Linked DNA regions of Homo sapiens: region 2 is linked to region 1. Evidence: chromatin loops called from intact Hi-C (ENCODE). Cell type or tissue: heart right ventricle. All regions are shown on one strand. Each heading gives the region's core, and the rest is flanking DNA. Links, peaks and the distances in the headings are about the cores only. Region 1 overlaps SAXO1 (stabilizer of axonemal microtubules 1). Region 2 has its middle 210 kb from the start of ADAMTSL1.

Region 1 (11,581 bases), core at 3,137-8,136:
AACACTAGAAACCTAGATTTCTGGAAAGACAGAAGAGCCTTTTTTCTTTTCTTAATTTGTCATTAATGTCTCAGCAAAGAAGAGCATTTATTTTAATATGATCATCGGACTTGAAAGGCTTCTACAGAGAGCTATGGGTACATGTGATATGAAGAATAAGCTGAGATCCATATGCACTTGAAAAACCAAGAAAATTAAGAGGGTTCTTTTTTTTTTCTTTTTTTTTGAGATGGAGTTTCACTCTTGTTGCCCAGGCTGGAGTGCAATGGCATGATCTCGGCTCACTGCAACCTCCACCTTCCAAATTCAAGTGATTATCCTGCCTCAGCCTCCCCAGTAGCTGGGATTACAGGTGCCCGCCACCAAGCCTGGCTAATTTTGTATTTTTAGTAGAGACAGGGTTTCTCCATGTTGGTCAGGCTGGGTTCGAACTCCTGACCTCAGGTGATCCACCAGCCTCAGCCTCCCAAAGTGCTGGGATTACAGGTGTAAGCCACCATGCCCGGCATAAGAAGGTTCTTAAGGCAGCTATATTTAACATATAAAGCACATACCCAGACTTCAGCGTCCTGTCTCTAACCACTGCTCCTACTGAATCTGCCTTTTTACCTGGTGCCTCTGCTTTTCTGAGAGTCCTTGGATAACTTTTGGGTACTGTATTAAAAACCTTCATCTGTTGTTTCCACAACGTCCCCTGATTATGTCTGCATGTAGCAGTTCATGTTAAGGAGGCTTTTATGGGCTAGCCTGGGACTCTAGCCATGACGTGAAGCAATACTTTTGTGGGAAATGTATTTCAGGCTTCCAACAGCGTGTATTGACTTTTGAAACACGTTCCATTGCAAAGCTGGAATGACCCATGTTTCTCTTCTAATGTACCACTTCACACCCACCTTGGAGCTGTTCCTAAACTGGGTTCTGGTCTTGGAAGCCTTCTTTGCACCTTCCTGCCAACGATGGCAGTTCCTGAAATTCTGACACTTACATGAATCAAGACTTCCTGTTTCTCTTCCACTGCTCTATCTAGAAATGAATTTTAAGAGGCTTTTCTTCCCCAAAAAGAATTTGAAGAATCATAAATAACTTTACATGATATAGTACAATAAAAAACAAAAACATGGAGAATGGTTCTGTGGTGGTGTTTTTGTTTGTTTGTTTTTTTTTTTTTGAGATGGGGTCTTGCTCTGTTGCCCCAGCTAGAGTGCAGTGGTGCAGTCATGACTCACAGCAACCTCAAACTCTCAGACTCAAGTGATCCTCCCACCTCAGCCTCCCAGGTAGCTGAGACTACAGGTGTGTACAACCACACCCGACTAATTTTTGTATTTTTTGTAGAGATGAGATTTTGCCATGTTGCCCAGGGTCATCGTCACCTCCTAGGCTCAAGTGATCTTCCTGCCTTGGCCTCCCAAATTGTTGGGATTACAAGCGTGAGCCACTGTGCACAGCCAGTTCCATGTTTTCTATGCCAGTAGTTCACTTGTGTGCATGCCTGAAATCATCACATGTGGATTTAAGGTTTTTGTTTTGGTGTTCTTAGCTTCTTAGGCATTTAATCCTTGCATTAGAAGGTGTAGGAGATAGGCATGGATATTTTTAAATGATGGACCAGGGAAAGCTCCTGGAATGGTTATATTATTCAGGATTCTTGGTTGAAGTAACTAAAATGGACACTGGTTTGTTTAAGCAAAAGGCTGTGGGGCAGTTTGCAGAAGTGTGGAGAGGCAAGGTTGGAATATGGACAGGTATAGGAGAGGCCAGAAGGCCAGAGCCACAGCCCAAATCACTCTGCAGAGACTGGTGAGCCAGCCGCTAAGGCCTGCTCTGGTGCAGCATGCTGTAGCTGCAACAACTGTCACTGGCCATGCTCTGGTGCTGCCAGTGTCCCTGTCTGTAGAATGAATTCTTCACTGTCACCCCAGTTTTTTAAAAAAATATTTTTTCATCTTTTATTTTAGATTCTGTGGGTATGTGTACAGGTTTGTTATGAAGGTATATTGTGTGATGCTGAGGTTTGGGGTGTGGTTGAACCTGTCATTCAGGAAGTTAGCAGAGTACCCAATAGGTAGGTTTTCAATTCTTGTCCCTCCCCTTGTATTCTCCAGTGTCACTCCAGATTTTTTGGCATCAATTGATCTTTTTTTTTCTTTTTCTTTCTCTCTTCTTTCTGCCTTTGCCCTTTGCCTTTGCCTTGCAACAAGTTCTCACTATGTTGTCCAGGCTGGTCTCAAACTCCTGGGCTCAAGCAATCTGCCCACCTCTGCCTCCCAAAGTGCTAGGAGTACAGGCATGAGCCACCATGCCAGGCCCAATTGGTCTGCATTGAAGTTGCAGAGGGGAGCTTCTGATTGACCAGGCCTTGGTCACATGCTCAGGCCTCACAGAGGAAGGTGGGTGGTTGTCAGGGGCGTCTCACTTTTTGGTTTCTGTAGTGGCGGGTGGGCACTGCCTTCCACAAGATGAATATGGTGGGAATTCATCAAACGAAAGGTATCTCAAAAAATGTTAGGTAGCTAAAAAAAAAAAAAAAAAAAAAAGTCAGATGTTAGATAGTTAAAAGAAAATGGCTAGCGAAAAATAATAACTTTTGTTTACATTTCTGTATTCATTTATGAAAAGGCTCAACTTAGGTTAGAGCAGGGTTTCTAATCTGTGGCACCAATGGACATTTTTTGTTGTGGGGCCTGTCCTGTGCATTGTAGGGTGTTTAGCAGTATCCTTGACCACTACCCACTGGATGCCAGTGGCACCTACCCCACTTTTGACAATCAAAAATGTGTCTGCACATTGCCACATGTTTCCTTGGGGGCAAAATTGCCCCCACCTGAGAATCACTGGGCTAGAGGCATTCTCAAGCCATGGGTTATGCTTTTATTTATTTATTTACATATTTATTTTTTGAGAAGGAGTCTTGCTCTGTCGCCCATGCTGGAGTGCAGTAGCGCAATCTCGGCTCACTACAACCTCCGCCACCTGGGTTCAAGCGATTCTTCTGCCTCAGCCTCCTGAGTAGCCGGGACTACAGGCGTGCACCACCATGCCCAGCTAATTTTTGTACTTTTAGTAGAGACAGGGTTTCACCATGTTCGTCAGGCCGGTCTCGAACTCCCGACCTCAGTGGATCCACCCGCCTCGGCCTCCCAAAGTGCTGGGATTACAGGCATGAGCCACCATGCCTGGCCGGGTTATGCTTTTATAGCCTTGCATTAATGGCTTTATCACAGGAATGGATCTTATATTATTGTCCTTGGAGAGGGACAAAGCTTTTCTCATGATGGTGCCCTTCCCCTGCATGTGAATGTCTGAATCTTCAGTATTCTCAGCCTTCAGTGTACCTGAGAATCAACTGGAGAGCTGTTTGAAGGATGCCAATTTCTGGGCCCTACTTCATACACTTTAATTCTGTGGGTCTGAGGCTCAGGAATCTGCAAGTTTTAACAACTTTGGTGATTCAGATGCAGGTGGGTGATGGACTACACTTTAAAAAACACATGGTTACTTCATTGAGTGTCAACCTCAAAAACACAAAGGTGTGTTTTTTCAAAAAGAAGAGATATGTCTGGGTGCCATGGCTCATATCTGTAATCCCAGCAACTTGGGAGGCTGAGGCAGAAGGATCGTTTGAGGCCAGGAATTTCAGACTAGCCTGGGCCACATAGTGATACTCAGTCTCTTAAAAAAAAAAAAAAAAAGGGCCAGGCGTGATGGCTCATGCCTGTAATCCCAGCACTTTGGGAGGCAGAAGTGGGTGATCACTCGAGGTTAGGAGTTTGAGACCAGCTTGGCCAACGTGGTGAAACTCCATCTCTACTAAATATACAAAAATTAGCCGGGCGTGGTGGTACACACACATAATCCCAGCTACTTGGGAAGTGGAGGCATGAGAATCACTTGAATCCGGGAGGCGGAGCTTGCAGTAAGCCAAGATCACGCCACTGCACTCCAGCCTGGGTGACAGGATGAGACTCTGTCTCAAAAACAAAAAATAACAAAACAAAAATAATTAGCCAGACATGGTGGTGCACACTTGTAGTCCCAATTACTTGGGAGGCTGTGGCATGAGGATTGCTGGAGCCCAGGAGCTTGAGGCTGCGGTAAGCCATGATCATGCCATTGTACTCCGGGCTGGTTGACATAGGAAGGGATACAATTTTAAGACTTGCAAATCTTTTTAGTTATTGATTAAAAAGAAGCAAGGTAAAGATGCTGTCTGTCCTTAGGCTTTTTTGGAAGGGGTTGTGTGGAAGCAGCTTTGACACGTGACACCAGCACTTAACGCCCTTCATCATCATCAGCAGAAGTACTCTCTCTCGTTTTTTAGCTCTGATTTGCCTTACATCTTTCTCAGGAAAGGATCGTTTACTCTCCACCCCCTTAAGTATTAGAGAAAACTCAAGGGGAGGTTTTTATGTTTTCACGATCTCTGAGGTCTCTTCACTGGTCTTGTTTATTGGTCTTGACTTCCTAACCCCGGCAGGAAGAGGGAACACTGACCCTCAGCAGCACTGGCTTTATTTTTCATGTAGAGCCTCTATGGTTGGATGTTGTCCAACATTCAGTTGTTCCCCAGGAACGGAGGAGACAACAGGTAGGTAATACCTGTGACAAAGCTGTGGACCTCCTGAGCCTCTAAGCCCCTCTCAGAGGAAGTCTTAAATCTATGAAAGAAGATCCTATCCACTGACAAAGCATCTTGTAGTTTCAAAGTATGTTTGGTGGCTTCTTTGAGCTACTTGGTTCTATTTTCACTCCTCTATCTGGGGCTAGTCAGTGATATTTCCGATAGCAATTTTTCTAAAACTCCTATCAGGCAATTTTGCCAATTTTTTTTTAAATTTTTAAAATTTAATTAATTAACTTTTTTTTTTTTTTTTTGAGACACAGTTTCGCTCTGTTGCCCAGGCTGGAGTGCAGTGGCGTGATCTCAGCTAACTGCAACCTTGCCCCCCAGGTTCAAGGGATTCTTGTGCCTCAGCCTGCCGAGTAGCTGGGATTACAGGTGCCCACCCCCACGCCCAGCTAAGTTTTTGTATTTTCAGTAGAGATAGGGTTTCTCCACGTTGGCCAGGCTGGTCTTGCACTCCTGGCCTCAAGTGATCTGCCCACCTCAGCCTCCCAAAGTGCTGCGATTACAGGTGTGAGCCACCGTACCCGGTGATTTTTGCCAATTTAAAGCCTTTGATAGTTCTCCATTGATTACAGAACAAATTCTACCCTTAATCAAGCCCCTACTCTACCTTTCCAGCCATTCCTCCTCATGCTGCCTGTGTTCCAGGCTCACCAAACTATCCTGAGGACGTTTAACTCTCTGTATACTAACTTTATTCATACGTTGTTATTAACTATACTGACAACCTGTATTTCAGACTCACCAGACTCTGTTACAGACTAACATGCCCAGCTCACGAACTGGGTGCCTGCTAAATATTTTTTCTAAAAAGTGCATATTGGCTGCTAACATGTAAAATCTCATGAGTTTTAAATATCTGGGCTGGGCGTGGCGCCTCACACCTGTAATCCTAACACTTTGGGAGGCCGAGGCGGGTGGATCACCTGAGGTCAGGAGTTCAAGACCAGCCTGGCCAACATGGTGAAAACCCGTTTCCACTAAAAATACAAAAATTAGCCAGGCATGGTGATGCACGCCTGTAATTCCAGCTACTTGGGAAGCTGAGGCAGGAGAATCACTTGAACCCGGGAGGCAGAGGTTGCAGTGAGCGGAGATTGTACCACTGCATTCCAGCCTGGGTGACAGAGCCAGACTCTGTCTCAAAAAAAAAAAAAAAAAAAAAAAATCCGTACTTTTAGTTTCTTCTGAAATACCAAAAGACGTGACAGTATTGTGACTGCATTCCTAAATGGTAATGGTCAGCTCTTGCCCTGAGACAGGATGTGTTCTATCTATAGCCATCATGGAAAAAGGTAAGGGGAAATACTGTGAAACTTTCCCCTCCTATTTCCCACAAGAGGGCAATCTAATCTCTAAGAAAGTAAAAGGGACTGGCGTTGCAAAATCTGCTATTATAGCCTGGCTTTGTTACCCCCGCAGTGGTGAAGATCTTTAGGCACCCACCTGCATTTCGTGTGCTGAATTGCCATGCCTTATGCCTTATGCCTTGTGCTGTTATTTAGTCTTTCATCGCTTCTCGGCCTTTTGGCTAAGATCAAGTGTATTTAGTCTTTCACAAATTCCTTTTTTTTTTGGTGTGGTTCCCCTCCAGGATCTATCTGGAAGGCCAGTTTGATGAAAAGGCATGCAAGAGGTGCCTGTGTGTAGCTTCTGGAGCCACCTTCAGCCTAGGTGGAGGTTGTGAAAGGTTGGCAGAGGCCTGATGAGGCAGGGTTGTTTCTAGAGAAAAGCGTGACCTATAGAAACAACCTCACAGCCTAGCATTACTTGATGGTGCTTTTTGTTGGTGCAGAATCTTGATTTCTGTCAGCACCCTGAGAGAGCAGCCCCCTGAGCTCCGCAGCGCCTCCCTTAATATTAACCTGGCTAATACAGACTGCTGTGTAAACTGAAATGCCAATTTATTTAGAATGAGACAGATCTACTGAGAGTGCCTAGAAACTCATTTTTGCTGGTCAGAGTATACTTTCTGTTTAGAAAAATTAAAAGTAAGCCAAAATATAATCACAGGTTGCTTGTCTGAGTTCTAAGCAAGGGGACTGCTGCCATTTGCACGTTCTGATGTATCCTTCTGAGATTAGGGACTGGGTGGGTTGAGCCCCTCTGCCAGGCCTCCTTATCCAGACAGTGCTTGTAGGTACCTTGCTAGAGTTGCCCATCTAACTCTGTGCCCACCGTCCCCCATATGGTTCGTGCCACATTGACATATCTTTAGATATACCAACACCACAAAGTTGATTACATTCACATGTAGCATTTTTCACTCTAGGTCCTATTTACAGTTGTCTATTACAGATTATTTTAATAATTCAGACCTAAGGATTTGGGGAGGATTAGGGGTGAGGCGCCCTAGCGCCTCTAACTGTCCCTAAAGAGATTGCAGAGGTTTCAGAAAGTAAAACTAGCTCTTAACCCCCAGATGGTAAGTGGTATAGATGAGAGAAAAAGGCTCTAAATCTTATTTTCTCTAGTTTTTCTTCTCTTTATTTGCCTTTGGTCAAAAGAAAACAAACATCTATATGCCTCATCTTTTTTCCTCTCTCATTAAAAAAAATCTATCCTTGCCGGGCGTGGTGGCTCACGCCTGTAATTCCAGCACTTTGGGAGGCCAAGGTGGGCGGATCATGAGGTCAAGAGATCGAGACCATCCTGGCCAACATGGTGAAACCCCGTCTCTACTAAAAATACAAAAATTGGCCGGGCATGGTGACCTGCGCCTGTAGTCCCAGCTACTTGGGAGGCTGAGGCAGGAGAATTGCTTGAACCTGGGAGGCAGAGGTTGCAGTGACCTGAGATTGTGCCACTGCACTCTAGCCTGGCGACAGAATGAGACTCCATCTCAAAAAAAAAAAAAAATCTATGCTTAATAATGGTAAAATTGAAATGGTTTAGTAAGAATATGGAATTTGAGAAAGAAGAGGAGGGAGGAAGAAAGAGCTGAAGTGGTTCGTAATTGGCATACTTAGATTTTGTGTTATTTAAAAACTGGATTTGGTTGTTAAAACTGGTAATTTTTTCCATCAGTTTGGGTTGAATAACATAGCCATATTCCATTAGGTAAAACTAATACTGAGTCGGTGTATCTACCCATCTATCCAAATCCTAGTTTTGACCCTACTTTCCACCAATTTGCCGATAGGATGTTGACTTAGCCTTGGGCCCTACAATTTAGGGTTTAGCTCTGGGCACACAAGAAACTTGGATGCTTATGAAAACTTTGGGTAAGTTTTATTCATGTGCTCAATTTAGGGGACAATCTGCATGTGCATCGGGCGTGTCTCTTTCAGCCATGTTTTGTTTAAGTCATCTATGGCCTTGGGGTTCCCAGTGCAAGAGATGAAGCAGGGCATGAGTGTTTAGTGACACTGTGGGGTTGTGCCCATTCTTGCCTCCCTCGTTAGAAAGTGGCAATGGGCTCAAATGCCTCAGCAGGTAGTTTGATAGGATTTGGAGAAATGGGACAGTCAGAAAATGAGTTATTTGATACTGAAGTTCAGTCACGCATGTATTTAAAAGCCTTTTTAGTGCTCTGAACTTGGCTTAGGTTTAGGGTGCTATTAGGGTAAGTAGAATACTTAACTTTTACTTTTTTAGGGAATTTAAAATCTATGCAACTGAAACATCTACATAAAACAATTAGAAAGCAATGCAGGATACTGTAGTGTAGTGAAGAGGTTAGAGACTCTGGAGTTAGACAGATGTGAACTTTTAAAAACCTTTCTGGGCCTTAGTTCCCTGATGTGTAAAATGGGGATATTGAAGAGATTGTACCAGGTAATGTATGTCAAGCACTTAATGTACAGCCTGGCATATAGCTAAATGTTCAATATTTGGTGGTAATTATAGTAATTGGGTCTAATAAAAGGTTTCCTTTATGTGGTCCTATTGAGAAAGGAAAGGTTTCCCCTCCTCACTGCCCCTGGTAATCACATTGAAAGAAAATTTCCTAGAATACTGTTGTATACCTTCTTGATTTCTTTGATAAGCTTACCTGCCTGTAATTGTCTTTTTTAACCCGTTTTTAAAATAAGTTGCTTCTATTCTGGAGAGTCAGCTAGCCAAATAATATATTTCTATATAAACAAGTAAAGAGTACAGAAGGGCCTTTACCAGGACTAACAAGAAAGGGCTTTGGGACAACTTCACTGTTTCGGGTGGTCAGGATCTTTCTGCTCCTAACATTCTTGGCCAGGTTCTAAAAGACTATAGGGTTTCTTTTTTTTTTTTCCTAGAAATATGGAACCTGGTTACATGGGATATTTGTTTAGTAGGACCAGAGGTGTGTAAAGAAACAGCAAATAGCCCCTGGATTATCTTTTATTTCCCATCAGAAGGGAGCTTGATGGAAAGACTGATTCAGAAGCATGCAGGAAATGTGGGTTCCAGCCCTAAAAATGTGGCCATGACCATGTGCCAGGGCCACCCCTCTACTGCACGTGGCACTGGTTGCCTGAGGAGTTTTAGAACGTCCTGGGAAGGGTAAGGTGCAGATAAGTGAAAATAAACCTTACTAGGTTTCAACTTTTATATAAGGTGTTTTTGTTGTTGTTGTTGTTTTTTTTTAGATTAAAAATGTAGGCCAGGCAAAGTGGCTCACGCCTGAAATCCCAGCACTTTGGGAGGCCAAGGCTGGTGGATCCCTTGAGCCCAGAAGTTCGAGATCAGCCTGAGCAACATGGCGAAACCCTGTCTCTACAAAAAATACAAAAAAATTAGCCAGATGTGGTGGTATGCACCTGTAGTTCCTGGTACCTGGGAAGCTGAGGTGGAAAGATAGCTTGAGTCCAGGAGGCGGAGGTTGCAGTGAGCAGAGATGGTGCCACTGCACTTTAGCCTGGGTGACAGAGCAAGACCTTGTCTCAAAAAAAAAAAAAGAAAACCCCAAAACTTTAATGGACTTCACCTCTTTAGACGGTGAATATTCTTTTTGAGGTGATGGAAATTGCATGAGTAAAGGAAAATCTGACTGGCTTTGGTAATGAAAGAGTGTAAGCAGGTCAGGATTTCTCACAGCTGTTTTAGTAGGCAGAGTGCTTCCACTTGGGGAATAACACCACAAGAAATCTCAATTTTCCCTGATGCTTGTTCCATTTCATTCTGTGTACTCCTCTCTGCACAGATTTAAATACCAAATTGTTTCTATTACTTCACAGTTTCCACCTGGGGTCTCGGGAGTTTGCCCAGAGCCCAAAAAGCATCTGCAGCTTCCCCCTTTTTGCCACGTCTTATAACTTGGGGGCTTCTTTTTGAGCTGTTTATATCATCATGGCTATATCTCCGGGTATTCCTAGTTGAGTTTTTAGTTTCAACTGGAGCTGCAATCACAGAAGTGGCAGGACTCCCCATGCTTAAAAATTAACCTCAGCTTGGAAAATTTTCTGCTGTGATGGTTGGGGTGACTTAGTTTTGAAACTCCCTTTTTACCTTTCTTAGCTCTGCTGGGATTAAATTTTTTTTTTAAATTTGGCAGATTTGAAAAACAATGTGAAGATTTTTTTTTACTCTAAAAATACAGAAAATAGTTTTAGCCCAATCTTGTTTGCATAGTTTTTATTCCATGAACACAGGGGAGGAAAATTATAGGCAAGACAGATTTAATTCTGTCTGCTGTTGCTGTGTGGGGGTACTGATTAAAATAAATTATATTTGTTTATTTGAAAGCGAACTAGACATTTTTGGAAATAATAGTTTGCTGCATATATGAATGAATTTGGACTAAACTGACCCATCAATTAGCCAGATGATCAATTGCTTTCAATTTGGTGATTAATGAACTTCCGGTGCTGTGATCAGCTTTCCCCTCGCTGAGTTGCTAAGTTGCATGCATGCTGAAAAGGGCTCCCAGAGAACAGGTATGTTTGCCAGACACAGTTGCTCCTGGACCTGCCCTTGGAAAAAGTCCCCTGCAGTGGCTGGGGGTCCCCTCCTTCTCCTTTCTGATTTGTCCTGTTTCTTATCCAGTGTCGTCATAGTCGGGCTGAGTGGGGTTAGTATGACAGCACATGCACACACTTTAAGGAGACCTCACAGAAGTATTATAGAAGACTTTACAGCTGGCACAGTTATTTGGGGATTGTTTTGCTAAGGAAAAAGAGGAAGATAAATATTCGGGTAGGTATCTAGCATTTTCTGCCTCAATCACTCAACTCTTCAAATATGGCAAGCCTCTCTCCTCCCCTGTTCACCCTCAATTTCTTACCATGGGCTTCAAAATAGCTTTCTGCTCCTTCCAGAAATTGCCATTTTGATTTGTGAAAGTAAAGGTCAGTTCAATCTGAGAATGGCCCTATTGCTTGGATCTTTAAAAATAACAACTGAGTGGTTAGCTCAAAGGGAAGTTCAGTGGAATTTGACACTGCATTTCGTCCTTTACTGAGTTGATAATTTAGATCAGAAATCAGCAATCTTTTTCTATAAAGGACCAGGTAGGCTGGGCATGGTGGCTCAGGCCTGTAATCCCAGCACTTTGAGAGGCCAAAGTGGGCAGATCGCTTGAGCTTAGGAGTTCAAGATCACCAGCCTGGGCAACATGGTGAAACCCCCTCTCTACTAAAAATACAAAAATTAGCCAGGTGTGATGGCATGCACCTGTAGTCCCAGCTCCCAGCTACTTGGGAGGCTGAGGTGAGTGGATGGCTTAAGCCTGGGAGGTCAATGCTACAGTGAGCTGAGACGGTGCCACTGTACTCCAGACTGGGTGACAGAGACCCTGTCTCCAAAAAAAAAAAAAAAGACCTGGTAGTAAATGTTTGAGGACTTGCAGACTGTATCCCTTGTGTTGTGACTATTCAACTCTGTCTTTGTAGTACAAAAGTAGCCATAGACAATACATAAAAGAACAGGCATGCTGTGTTCCAATGAAACTTAATTTATTACCTTGAAATGGAAATTACATACAATTTTCACGTGTCGTGAAATATCCCTGTTAATTTTTCAACTATTTTAAAATGT
Region 2 (11,581 bases), core at 4,200-9,199, 750 kb after region 1:
TTCCTGGAAGAAAGGAAGAACATATTCCCCGGAGTCTAGAGAAATGAATGGAGGCATTGTCAGCCCAGAGAGGATGGGAATGCTTCACACATGTGTCATAGTTTTCAATGTCCCCTGCTCCTTCTTCTCCTAAATATCTTTAAATGACTGATATCTTACCAAATGACATAAAAGGGCAATTCTGAAATCTCATCATGTGTATTTTTGTGCAGCTGCTGTGATTTTGTAATTTAAAACTGATAAACCAAATAAAGTAGAAAGAAACTAACAAGAAGGGGGGAAAACCAGTGGTTTGGGAACCAATATGCCCCAAAAGGGGGTTATTTTGCTCACATACTATTATAATCAATACAAGTAGCAGTGACTCAACCTCAAACTATTTTTGATATAGATGATAGAAAACAAGCCAAAATAGAGATATCAGAATAAACACAGTGACTTAAAGTATCTAATAAATTGCATTCTAAACATATAGCATAATATTCAGCTTCCAAAGCTTTATGCTAAAAGACAATTTAATGCAGCACATTATACCAAAGGAAGGTTCACATCTTCTTGGCTATATTTAGATCAATCAATCTTTCCTAATTAAATACATTTTACTTCTAAGCACAATACTTAAATTTTTTAAATCTGTACCTTATGAGATTATGAGAAATTCTGAGATTATGAGAAATCTGTATATTGTGAGATTATGAGAAATTAGAAGGCAAAGTAAAATCTCTAAGAAATCTTTCATTCAAAGAAGAATGTATGTTTCAAAGCCGCTACAAGACAAAATCCTGGTTTCTGGGCTCAGTGTCTTTTCTCAGATTAAGGTTTTTTTGTTTTTGTTTTTGTTTTTTTTTTTTAATAGCCTTTGAGTAACCTGAGAAATATAGAAAGGTTTACAATTCACTTTTCTAAACTTAAAACAAATTATTAAAAAATACTTATTAAAGGTGAGTTGGGAACTGAGTTATTTACAATTAGAACACTTATCAATAGAATTCTGTCTATTCTTTCTTCAGTTTTCGTAGAGTGCTTTCCTCTTAACTAAGTAAGAACTCCTGCAGCCCTGAATACAATGACAGGTTCATTTCTGTAAGCCATGCGCTGAAGCATGGTAATGCACAAATTTTACATTTCCTGCCATTTGTCCTCTCTTCTGGTGGCAAGAAAAATGTGTTTCTGATAAGTTTCTGTGTATGAACTAATCTGAATTCAATCTGGCCACATGCAAGAGTCAGGTCCTGTGTTTACCAGCTCTCTCACCTGTAAGAACTATAAAAGATAAAAGCTCAAAATGCTACCCTTTAAATACCATCTGGAACTGAGCTTGGCTGATACTCATACTATGAAGTAAGAAATCGTTGCATGACTGACTATATTGCCTCTGAAAAATAGTCCCCAAATGACACTGCAACTAACTTGGCTTTGGGAGTCCGGACATGATTCAAAATAGCTCCAGTTCACTTCAGAGAACAGCAACATAAAGTGATGTTTGTAAGATCCTGTACAATAGGCCTGCTAAATGCCACTGCAATTCTTTTTGCAAAGCACAGAGAAGTCAGATCAAATGAAGTAGTGGCAAGATGTTGTGGAACATCTTGCTCATGTGCAATCTCCCCTGCACCTGAGCAAACTCATTCCTGCTGTGTACGTCGTCTTCAGGTGAGAAACTGAAGAGGTTAGAAACAATGCAATTCCAACAGGAAGGACTCGAGAAGTTATTGCAAGAAGCCTGGACCTGGAATATGATTGTAATTTGGCAAGCTGAAACCTAATCAACTCTTTTTTCATCTGTCTGGAGAAAGATTTATTAAAAGAAAAAAGGAACCGTCAATGTGAGAAATGAAAAAATTCCAAAGAGTCAGAAGCTGGCCATGTTTACTGAGTCTTGTCCAATGGGGTTAATCGATAGGGCCCCTGAAGTGAGACCATCACCATGATGAGGACCATGGAACCACGCCATCCTTCCGGAGGGTGACTCTTTAGAAACACTTGAATTTGTTCTGGCTTTATATTTCTGAAAACTCAACAAACAAATAGAACTTTTGATTCAAGTTTTAGCTTTCCCAGAGCTCATCGACAGGAAGAAAGAGCCTGACCCTCACTCAATAGTTCCTAAGACACCAGAAGCTCATGAAGTATCATTTTTGATTATGAATAGATATCCACAGTCATATCTGTTGCTGTCTACTCAAATCAGTTTGGTTTGTGAGGCTCATTCAGTTCTCTTGGCCGACTGACTCAGGATTACCCAACACAGTTGAATTTTTGGATGGAGGACCAGGCTCTGGTCTGCTGTGACTTCAGGAGGTGATAGTCTCCTAGATGTGACCCATGCCCTTGCTAAGGCATTCTTCCCACCAAACCACAGTTCACCTAGGTGAAAAAGTTACACCAGCAAAGAAATACAAATGAGAAAATAAGCTTTACTAGGCAGAAGGCAAGACAATGAGAAGTGTATAATTGGAGCAGCAGTGGCGCCTGCTGTCTTTGTAAATTGCACTTCTGGGATATCAGTGCCTAATAATGATAATGCTATAAGCCAGAGTGGTCTTTATAAATTTAAATTTTAAAAAGTTCTTAAATTATTTTTACTTTAAATTTTAATTATTTTTTATTTTAAATTAAAGTTATTCCATGTTAATGTCACAAATATCACTCAAAAAATAGTAAATGTCCCTGTTGGCAGGAGCCAGGTCTAACTTTCACAATATTGGTTTTCATTCTAGGTGATATTTATGATTTAGGTAACATCATTGATCCTGTGCCATTCTGAAAACTTATAATACATTGCAGTTTAACCTCCCTTTTCCATAATTTCATTTTCCTAAACATTTAGCTGTCTTCCTTTCTTTTAGAACTGTATACCATGTGTAATGATTCTATTTAAGATTATTTTAAAAGACATTTTTGGCAAAAATTTCTCAATGCTTATATGAGTACAATAGTTAGCATATTCTTTTAAAAAATAAATAGCAAAAAGAAATCTTATTTTAGCAGGCACTGTTAAATGAACATTTTGTGCTCAGGGTATATACCTTTATGTTAAAGATTTTACCATAGCTTATTCATTCAGTCATTCAATAAATAGTTACTGAGACTCTATTGGTGCTAGGAACCAAAACAGACAAAAATCCCTGGCTTCATGTAGTGGGAGAAGGAGACAATAAAAGTCTCTTCTATTAAGTATAATAAATACCAGGCTAGTAATAAGTATTCAAGAGCAGAAATAAATCAGGAAGAGGAATAGATAGGAAGCACTGGCTATGGGTGGGGTGATGGGCCTCACCAAGAAGATGAGTCTGAAATAAAGACCTGAATTAACTGAGGAAGCAATACATGCAGAGCTCTGGCAGAAGAGTATCCGGGAAGAAGAGACAGAAAGAGAAACGACCCCAAGGTACAACAGGCCTGGCATATTTAAAGAGCAGAAGGAGGCCAGTATGTCTGGAGCTTAGGTCAGTGTTTCTCAAACTGAGTTCTTTGAGCTCTAGAATTTAAAGTGCCTTTTGTTAGCACTTTTACTAAAACATTATTAGAAAATACTATTCCTGTGGCTATGACTAACACCAGTGTAAACGTTCACCAAGTCCTTCCCATAGGCCAGGTACTGTGCTATGTGCTTTACTTTATTTAATCCTTCTAACAACTTTGTAAGACAATTTACTATTATTAAAACATACTATCATTATTTATGTATGTAACAGAGAAATGAAGGCTTGGCAAGGTAAAGTCACTTGCCCAAAGACATACAATGGGTGGTGAAGCCAGAACTTAAGTCTATGCAGTCTAAATCTGAGTCCAGAGCCTCCAACAAGAATTGATATCCTATACAAGAGACACAGAGATGTTTTAAAAATTTAGCTACTTCCATCATATCTATGGCAAACTCAATTTTGGTAGGTATGCTTTATAATCACCAGGAATAACCTGTAATAAACATTAAGTCCTTAAATTGGAAGTGGAAATTCCCTGTGGCATCCAGAAGTTAAACTTTCTACTTCTTTACTGTCTAATCTCACTCCTGTCGGGGGCCTGTTTCATTCAGCTTCCTTGGGGTCCTTGTTAAGGGGACTCCTGAGGCAGTGCCTGTGGCTTTTGACTTCTTCCATATCCCATCTGTGGACATCACTCCCCAGCCCCTACAGGTTGTTATTCTGAATGGGACACTTCTTCAGAGGAGAGCTCTCCTACGTGGTATCAAGTTGCTTAGACACCGGGCAGGAGTCAGGGCTGGTATACAATCAGATGTTTTATAAGAATAATTCCGGATATAAGGTAGAATATACATTGGAAGTTAAGGATCGATTAAGAGAAATTTCAAGCTAGACATGGTGAGGTCCTAAAATATAGATGAGATAGCCAGAATCAAGAAAAAGAAACTATATTTGAAGGTATTTGAGGGACAAAATTATTAGGACTTTAATAATAATAAATAAATAACTGGATTGAGTAGGTCATTAAGAGGGAGGAATAGACAATGACCAAAAATTCTAGAGAATCTAGATGCTAGTAATGGAGACACAGCAGACAGGAGGACAACAGAATGTAGGAGGTAGCTAACTGATGAGTTCTCTTTTAAAGAGGTTGCATTTAATGCATAGATAGATTAATTTAATTAAAATGTCCAGGAACTGTCTTAGTCTGCTGAGGTTGCCCTAACAAAATGCCATACACTGAGTGACTTCCACAGCAGACATTTTTTTTGTCACAGTTCTGGAAGCTAAAAGTCCATGATCAAGGAGTCACCGATTCAATTTCTGCTGAGGGCTCTCTTCCTGGCTTGTTGGCGGCTACCATCCCCCTGTGTGTTCACGTGGCCTTCCCTTGGTGCATGTCCATAGAGCAACCAGCTTTCTCGAGTCTCTTTCTATAAGGACACTCATCCTATCATGTCAGGACCCCACCCTTATGACTAATTTAACCTTAATTACTCCCTTAGGGGGTCCATCTCCAAATACAGCCCCACTGGGGATTAGGACTTCAACATATGAATTGGGGTAGGGGACAGAAACTTTCAGTCCACAATAGTAGCTAAAAATTTGGCTTCGGAATTTGCGGTCAGGCTGGAATGTGGGGATGTCAACATATAAATGAGAGCTGAACTGACTGCGTTGATGGGATCACCAAAGAAGACTGTAGAGGGAGAAGTGCTGAGAGTTCTACAACACCAGGTGACGCCAACATTGAAGAGGCACACGGAGGAAGCAACAGGAGCCAGGGAATTAGATTAAAGGGGGAAAGCCCGAAAAATAGAAAGGTAAAGAAAAGATCAGGAAAGGGAGATATTAGAAAATTCTAGGAGACGATGACTGGAGTTTCAATAATGTTAGATCTCCTCCACTGAAGAGTATGTGCACTGAGAAGTAGCCATTAAATCTGGCACTAAATACATCATTGCTCCCCTGTGTCCCCTTCAGTCCAAAATGTGCTATCATGTGGTTATGGTTTCTTTACTGAATGGTCATTTTCTGGGCTTCTCATGTGCCAACCATTGTGCTAGGGCCTGTGATGAAAAAGATAAATAACATATGCCTTCTAAGATCCTCCTAGTGAAACAATCACTTTACTGATGTCAGCAAACTCTGGGCTATACATCCTGTGCATATTAGCTCAGTACTTGTACCCAGTTTTCATTGGTTTAATTATCTTGGCACAGACTAACTCATCAATCAGATGTTTATGTTACTTATATTTCACTTACTAGTTCCAAGTTTTGCTCTCAACTAGTTCAAATGATGTGTTCTTTCAGTGTGGATCCTGGTGCAACCAGATCAAAAGTACTTTCTCTGTTGTCATTTGAACATTCCATATAGTCTCTTGCTCTCCTACTTGCAGAAACCAATCAGAATCAGTTTATCTTTTGAGCACACATACCCCGATGAACTTTTCTGGAATTCCCTTGGTCTTTTCCTATTTGAAATATTTTTGGAGGATTTTTTATTTGTGATCAACATACTGCTCTTGTAGGTGCCAAATGAGAATCTCTGAATTATACCAAACCATCCCATTTTTCCCTGGGTTTTTCCATTCTCTACTAACTCCTGCAAGAAGCTCCCATATTTCATCATATAAATTGTCACCCTCAAGAATAGAAGAAGCTCAGTGGTACTCTATCCCCTGAAGAATGTCTCTTATACGATATGCTTTCTTTGGCCAACAGTGTATACATTTTTAAAAATTAGTTATTCACATTTAAAAATAATATGTTTATGTAAAAATCTGGATTTTCACGTTCTCTTGAAAGATCAGATGATCTGACCACACTGGGCCTCCATTCCTTCTGGACATGCATTGGTTGAAGCTGTGGGCACTGCATCCTTTATAAGGGCCTTGGGTGTTCTATTTTGCCACAGTCTCCACCACCCCCTAATATATGATCCTTAGCTCCTGTATACTCCACCAGTCATTACTCTCATTTAGTTACTTACCAGGCTCTGAAAATATTTAAATTTGTGACCCTCACTCTGGTAAGATTTATCTAAAATGAAGTCGTAGGGTTTGCCTGGCTATATCTATCAAATTAGTCAAACACATTATATATATATCTAACACATTAGTCAAATTCTCATTTTATACAAGTCCCGGCATGTCTAGTTACCATACATATTGTAATTGCATGTTTTAAGTCAGATGGGAAATTCACATATTTTTGCAGAGGATGAATTACATAGGTTTTATGGTAGAGACTCATCAGCCCATGTTTCTTTCATGTAGCCTTCATATTTACCAATTTAGAAACTGTTTTGTCACCCCACAAAGAATATTTTTCCATACTGTGAATTCCGTTTTTGATTTTATTTAGGGTGCTTCCAGAAAACACATATGATATGCGTGCCACCTACAATAGTTCTCTTCTTGCTTTTAGTAAATACAAGGTCTGTTAGCACCCCTGCAGTGTAAGCCCACAGCAGCTACACTGTGGGACAACAGCTATTCAAGGAATGGCTACGTATTGATAAATGACAGACTTTGGTCTATAGCACTGTTAATCCAGCACCTTTAACTGTCAAAGGTTGGAATATTTTCCTCTAAAGTCTCCCCAGAACCAAATATTTACTTGAAAAACATATGTGCAGAATTCTAGAGTAAATAGAGACAGAGCAATGTGTCCATGGGTGAAAAGTCTGAGGCTTAGAATTCACATGTTGTGTTCCTAGATGTATCTCGAGCTTCCTGAGGGATTTCAGGAAAATCACTTTACTTGCCTAATGCAGCTGTCAGATGGAAATGTTATTATTTATCTGTGTTAGATTGCACAACCATGCTTTATCTTTACACAGCCTCAGATGCTGTGCAAACGGATCCCTGTGATATTCTAAGGGCCTTAAAATGTGTCAAGCAAAATGAAGCACAAAAGGCCTCTCTCAAGCAACCACAAGTCTATTTTCCCAAAGAAATACAAGATCAGGGATGATATCTGTCCTGTGGCCACAGAAATGGGCTTCACCCTACTCCTGTGTTGCTGGACAGACTGCCACTCTCTATCACTTTCCGTTCTAGTCAAACAGCAGGTCTCTCTATCTTCCCCCACCCCCCGCCCCACACTTTCCCCCATTTAATAGGAAACACATTCTCTTTCTGTAGGACACACAAAAAAAAAAAAAAAAGAAAAAGGAAAAAAAGAGGAGATTTAAGTAGAACAGCAGAATCTCTACTTACATACAACTTGCTAAATATATAGAGCTGAACATAGCCAGAGCCGAGAGAAAGGAAAAAAAGAAGAGTGTTTTAACAGTAAAGTAAAACCACAACTAATGACTTCAGGAGACGGGAGCTAGGTGGACAAGCAAAGCATTACAGTTTTAAATATATGGGATTTGGCTTCACCTCCCCCGTAAGTGGCCTGGCACCAATTCAAATAGGCTGGTCTGGCACACTAGTGCCTCGGAGAGGGACCACACTGGCAGATGGAAACGACCACAAAAGCCACAGAGAAAGTGCAGGCTTCCAGAGGCAACAAGTAGGCAACCAGATTGGCAGCAGAAACAATGCCAAGGCCCCTGCATTAGCAGGGAGGGCCAGCCTCACCAGCTGGATTTTCTTTCTCCTCAGGTTGGGATGGCCAATGGTGAGCCTGACTGGTGGGAGGATGGGCAGGCACCGTGGAGGATCCTAGGCCCAGGTAGCCCAACAATGGACAACAAGGTAGGATTGGAGAGAGCCTTCTCCCTGCTGGGTGCCATATTGCTGAAAGCCGAGACAGTCATGTTTGCGGAATATTTCTGTGTACTAAAAAGAAGGCAATAATCTTTATGGGCTTCTAGCTCTGGAAAATATTTTGCTGTACAAACAGTTGTTTTTCATGCCATTGAAGACTGCCAAATGATTTGGTACTGGAAGCATGCTTGCTCTGAGCTGTGTGAAAGTAAGGATTCTAGTTCAGTGGGTAGAAGACTCAGCAGGGGGCTTTAATTGGCCAGTCCCCATTTTTACCATCCATGGTGGTATCTACGCAATGCCAACATTGCTAGCTGGAAAGCTGAAATGGAATTAAAGCTTTCCCAAGGATAAACAATACATAATAGTGTGAAGATTTGCCCTGAGCTGGCTGATGCCTTTGACGGTTTAAATGCCAGCCTCAGTTTTCTCAATGTTAAAATAAGATAAAAACTAATTTCCAAGTCTTCCAGAGGGGTAGTATCAGCAAATTATTTCCAACTCCTTGAATGAGTTAAAAATGGTAAGTAGTTACAAAGAAAGATCATGATCTCACAGTGACTAGGAAACAACCATAATTGTGAACTTTATATAATTGTTCTTTCCCTTTTTATTTTTTTAACTAAGAAAACCAGCATGAATAGGAATAAAAATAACACAATGGCACCATTTCCTATTACTCTAAGCACGTCACCTATTACCTTATTTCATCTTACAAGCGCATTAGGCGTTATTAGACCCCAGTTCCCAAGAAAACTTGAGTTTGGCACATTTAGGAAACTTTCAGAAAAGTCAAAGTGATGGAAACCTAACAAGTCAAAGGAGGTGTGATGGGGGGAGAGGGGAGCAGAAAGAGGAGGGCTGTGTCCCCTGGGAGCCTTGTAAGCTGTACTACCTGAGCACATTAAGCTTGTGATGCTACATAAGGATATATGTATTTTTTTTTTTTTTTTGAGACAGAGTTATTCTGTCATACAGGCTGGAGTGTGGTGGCAGGATATTAGCTTACTGCAACCTCTGCCTCCCGGGCTCACCTCAGCCTCCTGAGTAGCTGGGACTACAGGCATGTGCCACCATGCCTGGCTAATTTTTTGTACTTTTTGTAGAGACGGGTTTCACCGTGTCGCCCAGGCTGGTCTTAAACTCCTGGGTTCAAGTGGTCCGCTCACCTCAGCTTCCCAAAGCGTAGATGAGGAATTTAACTAAGATGGGTAGTAGGTGGTTGGCTATATGGGCCTTTCATTCCTAAAGTTTGGGCTGGAAGCTATGACTTTGGTAAGCACATGGATGGTGTTTTAAGCCCACATGAGCATAAGAAATTGCCTAGGAAATGAATGTAGAGAGAAGGAAAGAGGATATAATATGGAGCCAGGAGAAATATGCAGGAAACAGAAGCCAACAGTGAAGACTCAGAGTCAAAGAAAAGTCACTTAACTGGAAGCCAATGGCAGAGACTATGTCAAGAAGGGAGTCGTCAAGTGCGTTGAATGATCGTGGCAATTCTGGTAAGGACTGAGGAATGTTCACTGGACTTGGTAAGATGAAGGTCATTGCTGACCTACGCAGAAGCAATTTCATTCAATAATCAGGAGAGAAGCCAAAGTATAATAAAGACTGAATAAAATTAAGGATGTGTAGACAGTAAGTGAAGATGCGTGGTTATGACAAGGAGAAAGATGAGAGACAACCTGGTGTGTGAGGGACCAGGCAGAATTTGCAGGCTTTGTTGGTTCATTTGAGAGAGCAATGTAAGCACACAGAAGCGCTACTGGAAGACTCCAGGAGCCAGGGAAAGATCGATGATGCGGGCGGGGATCCTGGTGCCATGAGGGTCCTGGAGAAGGCACTGGCGGTGGGTGTGGAGATCCAGGCCACACAGGAATGTGATTGTCTCTGCTAGGTGAGACCTCTCCCTTTGGAACAGAATGGCAAGAGGCAAGGATGGCAGATTAAGGGAAGAAGAGAGAATGCAGAGAAAGCTGCAATTACAAGGAGGCCCTGGCAGGCTCTGAGGCTCTCCCTGCATTCCCCATCCTCCTTTCTCCTATGTGGCTTTCTGGCTCAGAACCCTCTTTCTCCCAATGTTCTGTCATCTCCAACTCTTTTTCTTTTATTTCAGATAATTCCTCGTTTACCTCATTTTGCATACTAGCATATCACCTTGCCTTTTCATTGATCTTTTTCTTGCGTACGCATCTTGTTTGAGAAAGGAACTCTGGTTGTTCTTTTATTACTGGTAAATACATACAACATAAAATTTGCCATTTTGCCTATTTTTAAGTGTACAATTTAGCAAAAAACCTGGTTTTTATTTTATTACTTGTAAATACACATAACATAAAATTTGCCATTTTACCTATTTTTAAGAGTACAACTTAGCAGCTTTACGTACGTTCATTCACATTGTTGTGCAGCTATCACCAAGATCTATTTCCAAAAACTTTTTCATCATCCCAAACAGAAATTCTGTACCCAGGAAACAATAACTCCTTTTTCCCTCCTTCCTTCTGCTCTGAAGATCTCAATTCTCGTTTCTGTCTCTATGAAGTTTCCTATTCTAGGTGCCTTCTATAATTGGAATCACATAGTATTTGTCCTTATTTTACCTAGCATATTTGTAAGATTCATTATAACTCTATCAGAATCATTTCTTTTTATGACCAAATAATATTTTATGTCTAGGCCTCATTTATCTACTCATCTGTTGTTTCCACCTTTTAGCTATTGTGAATAATGCACTATAAACATGGGTGTGTGCTTTCGGTTCTTTGGGGGTATATATCTAGAAAGAGAATATAGCTGGATGATAAAGTAATTCTGTGCTTAACTTTTTGAGAAGCTGCTCAACTGTTTTTCATAGGGGCTGTACTATTTTACACTCCCAACAGCAATGCACGAAGATTCCAATATCTCCATATCATCACCCACACATTTTATTTTCTGTTGTTGTTATTATTATTATTTTGGAATAATAACTATTGTAGTGTGAAGTGATATTTCATTGTTGTGTTATTGTACATTTTCCTAATAACTGGGGTGTTGAGCATCTTTTCATGCGCTTATTGAACATCTGTATATCTTTAGAGAAAATGTCTATTCAAGTCCATTGCAAATTTTTAATTGAGTTGGATTTTGTTTTGAATTCTCTGCCTTTCACATTATCTTTTTGGATCTCCTCCATTCTGTAGCAAGATACTCTTGATAAATTAGAAAATTACAAAATAACTTTTTGTTTTTAAAAAACATTTTTATGAAAAATTTCAAATATGAAAATTTAAAGAATTGTGTTGTGATGATCACCATACCTGACATCTAATTTTTGTAATTGATATTTTATTATATTTGACTTATTTCATACCTATCATCTATCCAACATTCTACCTGTACATCAATCAAGCTTATTTTTTGGATGAATTTAAGATAAGTTGAA

The links. A loop is a pair of places that touch in the nucleus more often than their neighbours do. Peaks named below come from ENCODE experiments on the same cell type or tissue, not always from the same donor. Only the 100,000 strongest peaks of a DNase experiment are listed, where the experiment ranks them.
Region 2: it touches region 1 in a loop (3-fold over the local background); 94 of 110 quality-filtered maps call a loop at or near these places.

The regions. Positions count from the first base shown.
Region 1 is chr9:19,007,755-19,019,335 of GRCh38, reverse strand. The region is part of intron 1 of SAXO1 (stabilizer of axonemal microtubules 1); the gene reads left to right. Among named protein-coding and RNA genes, the nearest start is that of SAXO1, 20 kb to the left of the region's middle. In heart right ventricle, for the core only: a CTCF peak has its summit at 5,958 (motif pointing right); no DNase peak of the experiment used is centred there.
Region 2 is chr9:18,257,033-18,268,613 of GRCh38, reverse strand. It overlaps a transcript of ADAMTSL1 not described here. Among named protein-coding and RNA genes, the nearest start is that of ADAMTSL1, 210 kb to the left of the region's middle. In heart right ventricle, for the core only: no CTCF peak of the experiment used is centred there; no DNase peak of the experiment used is centred there; H3K27ac peaks cover 1,748 bases.